Regions from separate parts of the Mus musculus genome. Here region 1 is linked to region 2. A link is a loop called in an ENCODE intact Hi-C map of the cell type or tissue named here. Cell type or tissue: left cerebral cortex. All regions are shown on one strand. Each heading gives the region's core, and the rest is flanking DNA. Links, peaks and the distances in the headings are about the cores only. Region 1 holds the start of Hs6st3 (heparan sulfate 6-O-sulfotransferase 3). Region 2 overlaps Hs6st3 (heparan sulfate 6-O-sulfotransferase 3).

The links. Hi-C counts contacts between places; a loop is a spot of excess contacts. Peaks named below come from ENCODE experiments on the same cell type or tissue, not always from the same donor. Only the 100,000 strongest peaks of a DNase experiment are listed, where the experiment ranks them.
Region 1: it touches region 2 in a loop (2.9-fold over the local background); 2 of 42 quality-filtered maps call a loop at or near these places.

Annotation. Positions count from the first base shown.
Region 1 is chr14:119,134,267-119,141,008 of GRCm38, forward strand. Hs6st3 (heparan sulfate 6-O-sulfotransferase 3) reads left to right here and starts at 3,999. Exons shown (of 2, transcript NM_015820.3): 1 at 3,999-4,852. The coding sequence starts at 4,149. In left cerebral cortex, for the core only: a CTCF peak has its summit at 3,549; DNase peaks (open chromatin) are centred at 3,430, 4,146 and 4,636; H3K4me3 peaks cover 2,168 bases; H3K27ac peaks cover 1,848 bases.
Region 2 is chr14:119,212,603-119,219,344 of GRCm38, forward strand. All of the region lies in intron 1 of Hs6st3 (heparan sulfate 6-O-sulfotransferase 3), which reads left to right. Among named protein-coding and RNA genes, the nearest start is that of Hs6st3, 78 kb to the left of the region's middle. In left cerebral cortex, for the core only: no CTCF peak of the experiment used is centred there; a DNase peak (open chromatin) is centred at 3,433; H3K27ac peaks cover 760 bases.

The DNA of each region.
Region 1 (6,742 bases), core at 2,539-5,038, 78 kb before region 2:
CTCTGCATCCCTGTGTGCAAATGCAAGGGGCCTAAACATTGTCTGGGACAGTGGGATCACCCATCTCCCCAGGGTGTCCTCACCGTTCTCAAAGGCAGTTTCTTGTACCAACGGGAAAAGGAAGAAGATGAGATGCAATTTTATCTCCCAATTGAAGTTGATTAAAGGAGGACTGTTCTAATCAAAAGTTTGAATCCTGGAAGTGGGGGGCATGCAATGCTGGTAACAGGTTTGAGAGTATTTGAGAGGAACAGAGGAAGAAAGAAAAAAAATAAAGTGGAGGTAGAGAAAGAATCAGGCAAGAAAATAATCACAGGAAAGCTCGTTGAGGCATAACACTGGGAGAACACACTGCCTCACAGACAGCTAAGTGTTAAGCTTACTCGCTAGACTGGCAGAGGAAGTGGAAGAAAGCTTTTTGAAAACATTACTTTTATTATTTTAATAATTTATGTAGGAATCATAGTAGCTGCAATCTGTTAGCCAGAAACAATTGCCAGCTGGTGTCATCGTGGAGTAACTATAGTAAGCTGAATCCAAATATGTTTTTCCTTTCACCTGGGGAGCATTCAGTTTTAGAAAGTTTCTATTCATTTTCACCAGAATTTGAGGTCTGCCCTCGTAGATAAGGAAGCCTGTTTATTGCAGGATTTAAGAGCGTTGATTAAGTTTACGGCAAGTTCTGCTGGGGTACGAGGGAGATCACACCTGGGACAGACACAGTGTTTACCCAACCACAGTTACCTATCATTAGACACGAGTTTCTGAGCACAGCCTGAATTATCTATGCAATTGCCTTGAATCTGTGCATTGTTTTTCCTCCAATTATCTCAAGGAAATGGTGGCACCCTGTTATCTATTTTACTGAAGGTAAAAACAATAACAGGAAAGATTTTTTATAGGATTATGGGATAATGCTTTTTGAATACTGTTATGAGGGCAGACATACTTATGGACACATAAGTTATGAACAGCATGACTATTATAGTTTTACAACATTTTCTTCTGAAATTCTCATAAATGACCTATTTTAGTAATGACGCAGTCGATTTATGATCGGTACTGTCTTTCCTTTGTTTATCTGGAAACTCTGACTAGATACCCAAACATCGCAGGATGTGAAATTGCTCTGCTCTGCCTGGCAAGCCATAGGGAGAGGGAGAACAGCTTAATTGTTGTGTAGCAACGCTGTTGTCTCTCCCTGTCTCCTGCCTCCCAGGGTCTCAGGAGGGGAGAGAGGAAGCTGTGAGCTGTGTTTCTGTTGTTCTGTGGATTTCTTGGGTGGTGATTTGAATGGATTTCAGAGTGTTAGATGTTTCTAGCTTTGACTTTGCTCTAACCTGGCTTTCCTTGGCTCAGTCTCCTCATCTCAGAAATGAGATGTTATCCATCTTCTTTTTGTAGAATCTCCTTAGAGTGCTGCTCTGAGGAGCAAATGAGAAGATGGGTAGGAAAGTGCTTTTCCACTCTGCAGATTACCACCGACACTCCCACTACTCATTTGTGTATAAAGGCTCTACTTAGCTATGGATACTAAGAATATTCTAGAAAATAGGATATTTCTCCAATAAAACAGTGTACAAAGGCATAATGACTCTCTCTCTCTCTCTCTTTCTTTTTTTTACCTGAAGTGAAATACCCCCACTCCAGCATGTGTTCTTGTGTTCTTGTGCATGTGGAGGCCAGAGGACACTTTGGGATGTTGTTCGTCAAATTCCATCTACCTTTTGTTTGAGACAGAGTCTATCATTGGCCCGGAACTTGCCCAGTAGGCTAAGCTGGCTGGTTATCAGAGTCCTAGGGATCGGCTTGTGTCTTGACTCTGCTTCCTTAGCAGAGATGCTGAGATTAGGAGCACTGGCCATCATGTCCAGCTTTAAGAATAATTAGCTCTGGAAATCGAAACCCAGGACCCGTGCATGCATTTTAAGGCTGGAATCAATCTCCAGCCTTTAAAAAATGTCCCTGTCAATTCGATGCATCTAGGAAACAATTGCTGGGTTTTACTGGGTTCTGCTTTTAAAAAAGCACAATTCCTTGTTTTGGAGTGTCATATGGTGTCATTACCAGGAATTTAAACTTGAGTGAGAGAGAAAAAAAGAGTGCAAAAAGCTTTAGAGAAGTGGAGTCGTCGTATCTAGCACCCTACTTAGGAACCTGGACTTCTACAGTATAGACAGCCCTCAGTCCTGCAGTTGCACATAAAGTTGAGAACAGGGTGGAAGCAGAGGGGGAATGTTTTGTTGGGAAGAACTCCACCTGTCTAGAACAATAAAAATAACCTCTGATGAGCAAGCTTTGGTGTTCGAGAAGGAGATCTGGATTTGAAGTGATGGTTGTATGTGGGGACTTGACAGAAGAGGCCAACACTGTTCTCAGAAAGGAACAAGTCCCGCATAGTGCCCCCAAGGAGACAGTAGGCTGGTGCGACTGGTGTGGGAGACCACAACTGGGGTCTGTGTGGCTCTGGTAACTATTGGGGCCACCTTTAGTCTGGGTCAGGGACTCACACTGCATTGCCCCAAATGTCAACACAGGGCTACTCTTATCTTGGAAATCAGCCCTAGCTGGTCTAGACATCGTGGGTCAAATACTCCAGACTGATGTGAATTGAACGGTGTATCAATGCATTATCTGAAAAACCATAAAGTGTATTTAAGCAAAGAAGTTTGGATCCTGGGGCAAATTCAAAATGTACACACTCGAAAGAAGTTTTTTAATGAAAACCTCGGTGGACAACGAAGGAGGTCTTCACTGTGGAACACAGGTGAGGGCAGCTGATGTTGCTTCTTACTGGGGTGGGAAAAGGGCGAGTCTTGAACATCGAAGAGCCCACTTTGTGTTAATGGAATGGATTTTAGGACTTATATCCTGCAGGGCTGCGTCTTGGAGCCATGGAAAGGGAGTTCGCATCAAACACAAATCTCTTTATAAAGCAGGCTTTTTAATGGTTGCTGGTTGAATAAAGTTGTAGTGTTGGACCTACTAAGTTCATAGTTGAGGAAGCTTGGAACAAACTGGAGCATCAGTTTGAGCGTGTTGGGAGGCAGTAAATGAAGTCTGGAACCTATGTACCCTGCTGAGGAAGGACAAGCAACCGCCTGTTTAGTCTGCGTGAGACTTTCTGCCATAGGGGTGTTTTATTCCTGCAAACAAGACCAACCAGGTTTCTGTCCACTCTCACACTGAGAAAGCTGCCAATGTTGCAATTTAGAGGAATCAGATCATCGCTAGCAACGCCCTCCATGGGGCCTGTTCTCGCTCCGCGGTAGCCTTTCTGCCAGATCTCCCTAGGCTCCAGGCTGAAGGGATTCCCACCCCCAGCAGCCTCCCGCGAGCCCCGCGGAGCCGTGGACTCCTCCCCTGGAAACTCCTCCGGGGCTGAGGAAGGCTTTGGCGCATGCTCCGTACCTAGGGCAGGTTTTTTTGCTGCGGGTAGCAGGGCTCCTGTCACACCGGCTGGCGGGTTGTGGCGGTGCCAGCCCGCGTGAGCGAGTGTGTGCGCGTTGCCTGCGCCTGGGCGGGCGGACCCGGAGCAGTAGTGCGATTTGCCCGGGAGGCGGCTCCGCAGAGGCGTCTTGCTCGCCGCCGCCGAGGGGCGGCTTTGCAAACTTGCGGCGGGCTCTCGGCGCCCAGGGACCCGTGGGCAAAGGTGCCGGGCGCGGTGCACGCGGAGGGCTGGGGCTGCGGGACCGGGCCGAGCCTTCGCCCTTGGCCCGCGCCCTGGTGAGCCTCATGCAGCTCCTGTGCTCGCCACCGCAGCTGCCCCGGGAAGGTCCGGGACACGAACCCCGCACCGCAGCGCCTGAGCGTCTACCGACCGGCGGCGGGATGCTCCGTGTCGCCTGAGAGCGCCGCGTCCAGGTACAAGAGGAGCCGGCTGGAGCCCGGCGCCCCAGGGATCGAGAGGAGCCCCACGCCACAGCCGCCGGCGCCGGCGCCCGTCTTCTCGGCTCCGCTCGTAGGCCCCGGCTCTGCCAACCCCGGAGTGCGGCGGGGCAGCCAGACAGCCGTTCTCTTCGGCGGCAGGGGCATGGAGGAGCGGCGGGCTCCGAGCCGCGCCCCGGAGTCCCCGAAACTTCCGAGCAGGCGCCCGATCGCGCCGCTGGCGCCGCAGCCACCTCACCTGCCGGCCTGAGAACGGGACCATGGATGAAAGGTTCAACAAGTGGCTGCTGACGCCGGTGCTCACTCTCCTCTTCGTGGTCATCATGTACCAGTACGTGTCCCCTTCCTGCACCAGCTCATGCACCAACTTCGGGGAGCAGCTCCGCTCCGGGGAGGCCCGCCCGCCCGCTGTCCCGAGTCCTGCCCGACGGGCACAAGCACCCCTTGATGAGTGGGAGCGGCGGCCCCAGCTGCCACCGCCACCCCGGGGACCGCCCGAGGGGTCTCGTGGGGTCGCGGCTCCCGAGGATGAGGATGAGGATCCCGGGGACCCGGAGGAGGAGGAGGAGGAAGAAGAGGAGGAGCCGGACCCCGAGGCGCCCGAAAACGGCTCCCTGCCCCGGTTCGTGCCTCGATTCAACTTCACCCTCAAGGACCTGACCCGCTTCGTGGACTTCAACATCAAAGGGCGGGATGTGATCGTGTTCCTGCACATCCAGAAGACCGGGGGCACCACGTTCGGCCGGCACCTGGTGAAGAACATTCGTCTGGAGCAGCCATGCAGCTGCAAAGCTGGCCAGAAAAAGTGCACCTGCCACCGGCCGGGCAAGAAGGAGACCTGGCTCTTCTCCCGCTTCTCCACCGGCTGGAGCTGCGGGCTGCATGCCGACTGGACCGAGCTCACCAACTGCGTGCCGGCCATCATGGAGAAGAAGGATTGTCCCCGCAACCACAGCCACACCAGGTACTGTCCCGCGTCTGTTGGTTTCCTGAACCCCACTCCCTTCCCCCAAGTCCTGACCCCGCCAGTCCCGCGTCGCGCTCCCTTAGCTGTTTGGCAGTGGCTTTCCAAAGGGTGGGCAGCGAATTTGGGTGAAGGGTGAGAAACCGCTGGATACCCACCGGGGGGGGGGGGTGTCTTGAGTTGGTTTCTTTCCCATGCTTCACTGTTTCTTGCCACCCCCTGTCACCTTCAGCCATGTCCACGGCCATCCTGATGTGCATTCTGCACAGTGCCTAGCATTGTGTGATGAGGTATTTGGAGCAGACACTAAAGAACAGCTATGGAATAACCAGGGTGTCGAGGGAGAGAGGTCGAGTCTTGAACTTAAATTATGTGGTGGAAATCCAAAGAATAGGGGATCCGGGAGTGCAGACATAGTTTTTCAGGAATGGTGAGGCTGGAGCATAATGTCCTTCTAAGTGGCTCTTGGATGGCTGCTTGCCAGCTTAGAGAACAATCCTCTTGATGCCGCTTTGAAGATCTACACGTGCAAAATCGTGCTCCACTGTGATAACCCTAATTCTGGAGATGGTCCTTGTTGCTGGGCAATGCCAGGATTTGGACTCATGCTGTTCTTCGTAAGACTGCCTGCCTCTTTCCCCCTTAAGCCATTCCAACAGTTTATTTAAACATTATTTGTTAAATGCCTACTGTGTGCCTGGGTATGTGTTGAGTGGATACAAAGATCTAATGAGCGAGAGGAAAGCTAGCCGGTTAAAACAGTACTGCTGTTGAGGATTGAGAAAGTTTGAAGTCTCTGCTGCCAATGCAGCTGCTTACATTATTGTCCTTTCAGAGAATCATGGGCTTAAGAACATGGTTGGTCGCTCATTCTGCCCATTGCCATCTGGAGATTAATCTGACATGCTCAAGGGAATAAAATATTAAAAGATCAGAACACTAGTTTTATTGAAGTTTTTATCTCAAAGGTTTCAAACAATTTGGTGTAAGGGAATAGGAATTGAAACAGTCAGCTCAATATGTTGATGTCAGATAGCTTTCTGCATTGGACATCAGTGAAAAGCTTCATTTACTGCCCAGATTCTGCCCAGGTTCTGAATTTTGTCACGATTGCGGCATCTAATTCTACTTCATTTCCCTGAGAACGAGCAGACTTTCATTATAGGAATCTTTTTGCCTTTTACTCTGGCAGGTTTTTAAATGCTTTATCTCCCAGCTACTACCGTCTGTGTTTGATAGAAATTGGTGAGAATAAGAAGCTGATAGTCTTTCTCCCTTAGTGTGCTTGAAGGGGTTTACACCTGTAAATATTTTAATAGTACACTGAGTACACTGTTTTAAAACCCACCATTGTGTTTTAGCTTAAAACTTCTAAGTTAAGTATTGCATTCAACCTCCCCACGGCATTGCACGTGACTTCGGTGAGATTGTCTCTGCTCTACATCACTCCATGGAGTGGCCTTTGATTTAGATGTTAGACATTCCTGGTTGATCCCAAAGAGTTTGGGAGCCTGTTTCATTTTGTCCATTGTAGTAAATAAAACTGGAATCTTTCATTAGCACATCAAAACCCCTGGTGACCTTCAATGAGTGTCAGTATTAAAAAAAAACAAAACAAAAACAAATAGAGCAACGTCTTAGTGAGTAAATGAAGATTTACACGTATTAAGGAGGATGGGAATTGTGTAGTAGTTGGGTTTTGGATGGGTGGGGAGGGTCCTGCTGTTGAGGCCTGGTGTAGGCCACAAGCTTTGAGTCTTCTTCTCTAGGAGCTGTGCACTCTCTTTGCACTCTCTGACACAGGAAAATCTCACCTTGACTATTTAAACATGTGGTTTCTATCTAAAGCAACTATTGTTCTCAGTTTACCCATGGCTCATCAACGTCCAT
Region 2 (6,742 bases), core at 2,014-4,513:
TTCCTTATTCCATAAAGTTTATGTCTCTTAGTGTAGTACACATACTTAATTTAAAGTCCTAGAGTGCATCCTATAATCCTCAGGCAGGTATTGATCTGAGGACTGTCTAAATAACTTTTTTTTCATGACAGTCAATGTTAGAAATAATTGGACGCCTTCTGAATATCCCACATTTTAGTGTGTGTTAATTAGTCCTTCCTTTAGTGCCACTACTATAACAAAATACCCAAGACAATTGGTTGCAAAGGTACAAATGATTTTACTGGCTCACAGTTTTGGAAGTCTCGGTCCATGCTTGGTCAGCTCTGTTGCTGTTTGTGTTTGTGGTGAGGTTGCATGTCTGTCACGGCAGGGAGAGCACGTTGGGGCTGTAGGCTACTTACCTCATGTCATCCAGGGAGCAAAGAGGAAGGTGGGCGCTAATATTTCCTTCAAGTCTATACTCGAAAGGACTTAGCTTCTTCCCATTAGACCTTAAGGGTTCTACAGTTTTTCAGTAGCACTGTGGGTGGTAACTGTGCCTCGAATACATGGGACTTAGTGGGACCTTTAAGATTTAAACTGCACAGGGTTAAAGCCAGAAAGGGTGTGTTAGGAGGCAAGCTTGCTGGTTTTTTTTTTTGTTTGTTTGTTTGTTTTGTTTGTTTGTTTTTTTTTGTTTTTTTGTGTGCAGTATTAATAATCCTCAAATTGTAGTAGCTCACAACTTCTGTTAGCATTTTGTCTAAACTCCACCCCACAGTTACCTGGCAAGAGCCAGGTATGCTCCTGCCCACAGCCAGGTTTGCTCCTGCCCACATTTACCTTCCAACAGACAGGTAGGCCTGACCCACTATAAAAGGGGTTGTTTGCCCCCTCCTCCCTCTCTTGATCTCTTGTTTCTGTCTTGCTCTTGCTCCCCCCTTTCCCACTCCCTTCCCTTGCCCCTCTCTCCATGTGCTCAAGGTCATGGCCGGCCTCTACTTCTCTACTCTCTGCTTCTCTCTGCCTTTCTCTGCTTCTACTACTCTCTTAACTCCCCTCCCCATGCCCCGAATACACTCTATTCTATACTGTACCATCATATGACTGGTCCCTCAGGGGGAAAGAATGCTTCCACATGGGACCGCCGAGGCACCCCCTTCCTCCCATACCTCACCCTCACCCCATAGAACATATCTTTATCTTTTGTAAACACATCCACTTCAATAGTGCATTTCATGCTCACTCTCTGAGGCACAAAGGGGTCAGCTGTAGATGCACTCTTGTTGACTCGACTTCCGAACCCAGATGGGCAGAGGAGATCCTATGGGGAAAGATACCCTAGAAAGAAGGAAAAGAAAGGTTAGAGGCTAATTCCCAGCTTTTTGCCAGCAAGCAGCAAGTCCTACTGTTATCTTCATTGAACGTGGTAAGGATATGGAGCAAACCCTGTGTCACTGGAGGTGAGGATCACAGTTCCCCTTCGTAAGGGACAATGAATGATGTCAAAGCACAAGAGAGCTTTACAGCTCAATAGGCAAGAAGACTTTATTCAAGGTCACTGTAGTAGGGAAGGGAGAGACCAAACCATGTTCTGAACCCTGCTGACACAAGGGTACCAGCATCTTCAAAAGCTGGGGTGAAGTCCAGACCATTGGTGTTCGCTAATTGTCAGCACACAAGGGAACACTAAAGTTTATCACATCTTCAGGATAAGGGGTAGTCTGAAAATGTATAGGAGGATGCTCACCAATGTTAGGCTCTGCCCCACCTGAAGAGTCAGAAAGACTGGCTCTTGTCTGCCTTGATTTTATGTAGGCACCTGAGTCCCCTGAGAAGCTCCCAGGTTGTCAAAGTAGCATGAGTCTGGCTGCGATTTACATCTGAAAGGAGTGGAGAGGTAGCACGAATAATGGCACACTTTGTAAATCAAGTGGTTGAAAAAGACCCAGTGACTGGAGAAGACTTCCTGAAATCAGTCCCTATTAGAGTGGCTGGTGTTGTGTGTCAACTTGACACAGGCTGGAGTTACCACAGAGAAAGGAGTCTCCCTTGAGGAAATGCTTCCATGAGATCCAGATGAAAGGCATTTTCTCAATTAGTGATCAAGGGGGAAGAGGGCCCATTGTGGGTGGTGCCACCCATGGGCTGGTAGTCCTGTGTTCTATAAGAAAGCAAGCTGAGCAAGCCAGGGGAAGCAAGCCAGTAAGCAGCACCCCTCCATGGCCTCAGCATCAGCTCCTGCTTGAGTTCTAGTCCTGACTTCCTTTGGTGATGAACAGCAGTGTGGAAGTGTAAGCTGAATAAACCCTTTCCTCCCCAGCTTGCTTCTTGGTCATGATGTTTGTGCAGGAATAGAAACCCTGACTAAGACACATAGTGTTAGCTTGGTCAGTGTATCTGAACAGAGGTGTGGTCTATTAGGATAGGTTGGTGGCTGTAGGTTTGTATGTGTGGTCTATCCCATGGTAAGTTTGTGTGTGTGTGCACATGTGCTAATGCCTGTCCTTTGCTTGATTTCATGCAAAGGTCATGGGTGTTCCCTGCCTTCAGCAGAGAAACAGTGCTTCAAAAATGCTTTGTGGATCATAGAATTGATGGGAGACTCAAGAACCTGACTGGAGACACATATAGATATGTTTGTCCTCACCCCTTGTACTGTGGAGGGATGGCTCCAACTTAGGTTTCTGTGATGGGAGGTGACAGGGTGAGTTCCATCAAGACCGAATGTAACTAGAGATAACCACTACCCACTCAACCTAAGGGGCAAACACAAAACAATAAACCATGCAAGAATATCAAACCTCTAATGTCTACTGTGTGACGTCAGGCCTGTAGAATGCAACCTTATGGAGGTTCCTGCAGCCGTATACTCTTCTCCTTGCCGTTTCTTCTATGGTGCCCTTTGAGGACTAACAATCAGCTGGACATTTATGACTTTTGTTTCTGGCTGGGACTCCTCGGTACACTGGTACAGTATAGCAGATGTTTTTGAGTTTCAGCCATATTTGGTCAGTTTCTCATTAGATCTTTATACAAATTTAGAGGGAGAAGAGCCTTTGGGGAATCTCTTGGGCTGATCGGTTAGACATATAAAAACTGCTCAGGGATATTATAGATTTCCCACCTTGTTTCCTTAAAGGGAACAGCAGTTCTCAGTCCTTGAAGCTGTAAGCGTGGGGCCCAGACCCCTGCTACTCGCTGCTCTGAGTCCCTGGCTTCCCATCTGGAATTCCTTTTGCATGTGTTCGGGTGCTTTGGAGGAGACATCTACTGGCGATGTTTGAGGAGTTCACTGCCCTGGTCCGTGGTTCACCCCTAGCAGCTATTCAGAGGCAGCCTCTGAATGTGCTTCTTCCCCGCCTTCCAGTTATTTCTCTACAGCAGTTGCAATCCCAGCATTTGCTCGGGAGGAAGGAAGGACACACACAAGTCTATTTTTGAATTGGCTTCTGGGAGCTGCAAAGTGCCACATGCTCTGGCTCCAGCTTTCCTGATAGCCCGAGGATCTCCCATGTGACTCATCTGGCCTAAATCAAACAGTGCCGGAAGAGGCCGAATCTTGTGCAGAACAGATTGGAGCATTATCTGCCAGGCCGCTGGGTCATTGACTGAGCTGTGGTGCTCCGTAAAGTGTGCACCATCTTGAAGAGAGGTTTATGAGACAGTCTTTACTGTGTCCTCATACTAATGCTGCATTAATCATGCTGAAATGTGCAAGTACCCAAGTGTTTTGTGAATAGGTAATTAATTAAAACGTTATATGCAAGTGTCGTGCAATATGTGAGAAATTTTTATGGAAATCGTTAACATTTCCATGAAAATTTCTTTGGGCCTATTTATAAATACATGCCCAAAGATGTGATATCTCTAGTATATAAATAAACTCTGTGTGTGTGTGTGTGTGTGTGTATATGTGTGTGTGTGTACATAAAGTTTTTAAGGGTGATTTTACTGATGTGGACTTAGATTATAAAGCTGAAAGTTAATACTAAAAATTTTCCAATTGTCATTAGAAGTTAACACCATTTATTTTCAGTTTTAAAGAATAACTGTCATACAAAAATTGAACAAATCAAAAAGTTTTATTGGCAGTAATATTGTGTTTCTGAAACTCTAGTTGCCTTGGTTACTCTTGGAATATTAAAATAATCTGGGCCTCTAGGCTGTGAGAGCTAGCCTTTATTTATTTTGGGTCTGTGGTGGTTCTAATGAAGACCTTGTGGGGCTGGCAGAGAGGAAATGTGTGTGCTGTCTAGAAGTAAAGATGGCTAAAGCAGGTGGCATTTTGGGTAATTACTGTGGCCCTGAAAGGAAATGGCATCATTAATACAGAGAATCATATCAGTAGTACAAGGGTATTTTTCCCCGAGATTTTCCGGAATACAAAGTCACATTCTTCAACATTTCTCTCTCTCTCTCTCTCTCTCTCTCTCTCTCTCTCTCTCTCTCTCTCTCTCTCTCTCTCCCTCCCTCCCTTCCTCTTGATGTCTGGCATCTTTATTGCTCTCTCTATATATATATTTTTAATTATTAAGACAGAGTCTCCTGGACTAGGGTTCACCAGCTTTGCAAGATGACCTGGATAGTGAATACTAGTGAGCATCCAGCTTCCCGAATGTTTGGGATTGTGTGCACCTGCCACTGGGCCCAAGTGTTTGTTTGTGTGCACTTGCCAATGTGTGCAAGTGTTGCATGCATTTAAGGGATCTGAATTCAGTCCGTCTTGTTTGCTTAGCAAGCAGTCTAGCCACTGAACCATGTCCTCAGCCACAACACTTGCTCCAAATCACTGTCTCACCAGAAACTGTACCTCGAGCCCATGAATCCAGCATACATATGCATGTTTCTCTAACATTGCACTCCAGCTGGGAACTCGGTCACAGAGATAGCCATCATGGGACGCAGCGTGGCCTTGGTGAAAGGAAAACACTTCTGAATCTCCACCAAGTCTCACTTGCCTGTTTGTGAGGTGCTGTTGTAAGGAGCACCGAGGAGGACTGCAGCCTGGCCTGGAATCACAATTTCAGGCTGGAAGGGAACCTGAGTTAACCAGCTGAGCTCAGCCCATGCTTTGCAGACCAAATTCCACCTGGGAATGTGATGCCTATTTTAGCATTTTTCCTTCCATTCTACTTTAAAATGAGACAAACCGCACTTCCTCGTGCAAACTGCAGTCCTTGATTTAAATAACAGAACAGTAGAAAAGCTGTTTAGTAGTTGTCTTGGTAGAATGACAAGAAATAATAGAATTGCCCAATGACTTGGAATTACAGATGCTAAAGCCTGTAATTCAGCCGCGAGCTTCAGCAGGGCGTTTTTAATCCGGACATGTCTGCTGCTGCTCTTCCTAGAACACGTGAGGGCACGTTCGTCCAGACAGGGCGTAGAGGGCGGGGCTCCCCAAACTCACCTGTTCTGCTTATTTAGCACATTCATTGGTTTGAAACCATTGCCTGTTGTTGAAGACTGGGAAGATAGCTACGAAGCAAAATTAGAATTTTCTTACAATAAAACTAGAACTACTTGGTTTACATTTTGAGGTGTTTCCACTTGCTTTATTCCGGGATCATCACATAGTGATTCTAATAAATTAGGTGTTTAATTGGTTAGCAGTTCATGCATGCAACCTGCCTGCTGTATCTGAACTGTCCGCCGATCATTGACCCTCAATTGCATCTCCAGATGAAGAAGGAATCGTCACCATCTCATAGGTAAAGACACTGAGAGTCGTGGAAAATTTTTGTGTCCCCCTTCAGGAAGCACAGTTGCTAAGTGGTGGTGCTAGGGTTGAACCTGGGCTGCTGCCTCTCGACGGGGGAGGGGAGCAGCAGACCCTCGGTGGAGAAGAGCATCTTGCTCCTGTGGTTCAGCCTACTTACATTTTCTTCCCCTTGCCTAAAAATAAAGTCACTTCCCGTGATCCCGATAGCAAACACTTCCTGCAGGGGCAGCGAGGCAGCCAAGGAATTTTCTTAAGTTTGCCGATCTCCCTGAAGTTTAAATATGGTAGGAAAGTTAATTGTTTTAAATGCTAGGACTGGAGAAAAGCTGACGAGGTAAGGAAAGCCGTAGGCCTCAGATTGATAAAAAGCCCCAGTGGAACTGTGGGAGGGACTCTGAACTGCATAGGAGGAGACTGAAGATGGGGAAGCAGAGAGCCCGTTTAGCTGCATGCCCAATAGGGGCAGCAAGAGGTGGAGATGCACGTTTAAATGACTGATCAGCAAGTGACAGCAAAGGACACCTTGATGTAGCTCAGGAAGGTGGTGGGGAGCTATCAATCTCCAGGGTAGAAAGGGTTCATTAAGTGATTCATCCTGTAGAACACACACAGGCCTCTGAGTTTGTATTGAAATTATTTTTAAAAATGAAAGATTTAATCTCAGATAAGGATGGTAGGGAGGACTTGAAGTACATTCAGATATTGATTAATGGACTACCTTTTTTATGAAGAAACACCATAATTAGATGGTTTTAGCAGAGACATCAAAATAACTGCTTTAGCGTCAGATATTACAAGAAGCGCTCAGATGTCAACTTAATGAGTAGTTACTTTAGTATTATGGAACTTTGGAAAGAGAGGTAGCAGGCATCCAATGTCATGGAAATGTCACCTGCATCACACCAATGAAAAATAGTTACGTCCTAAAGAATACGTCCTTTGAAAAATTAATACATATAGGTTCAAAGAAAAGAAATCATTTAATTCATGGATGATAGTGGCTTCTTCTTCTTCTTTTTTTTTTTTTTTCTCGAGACAGGGTTTCTCTGTGTAGCC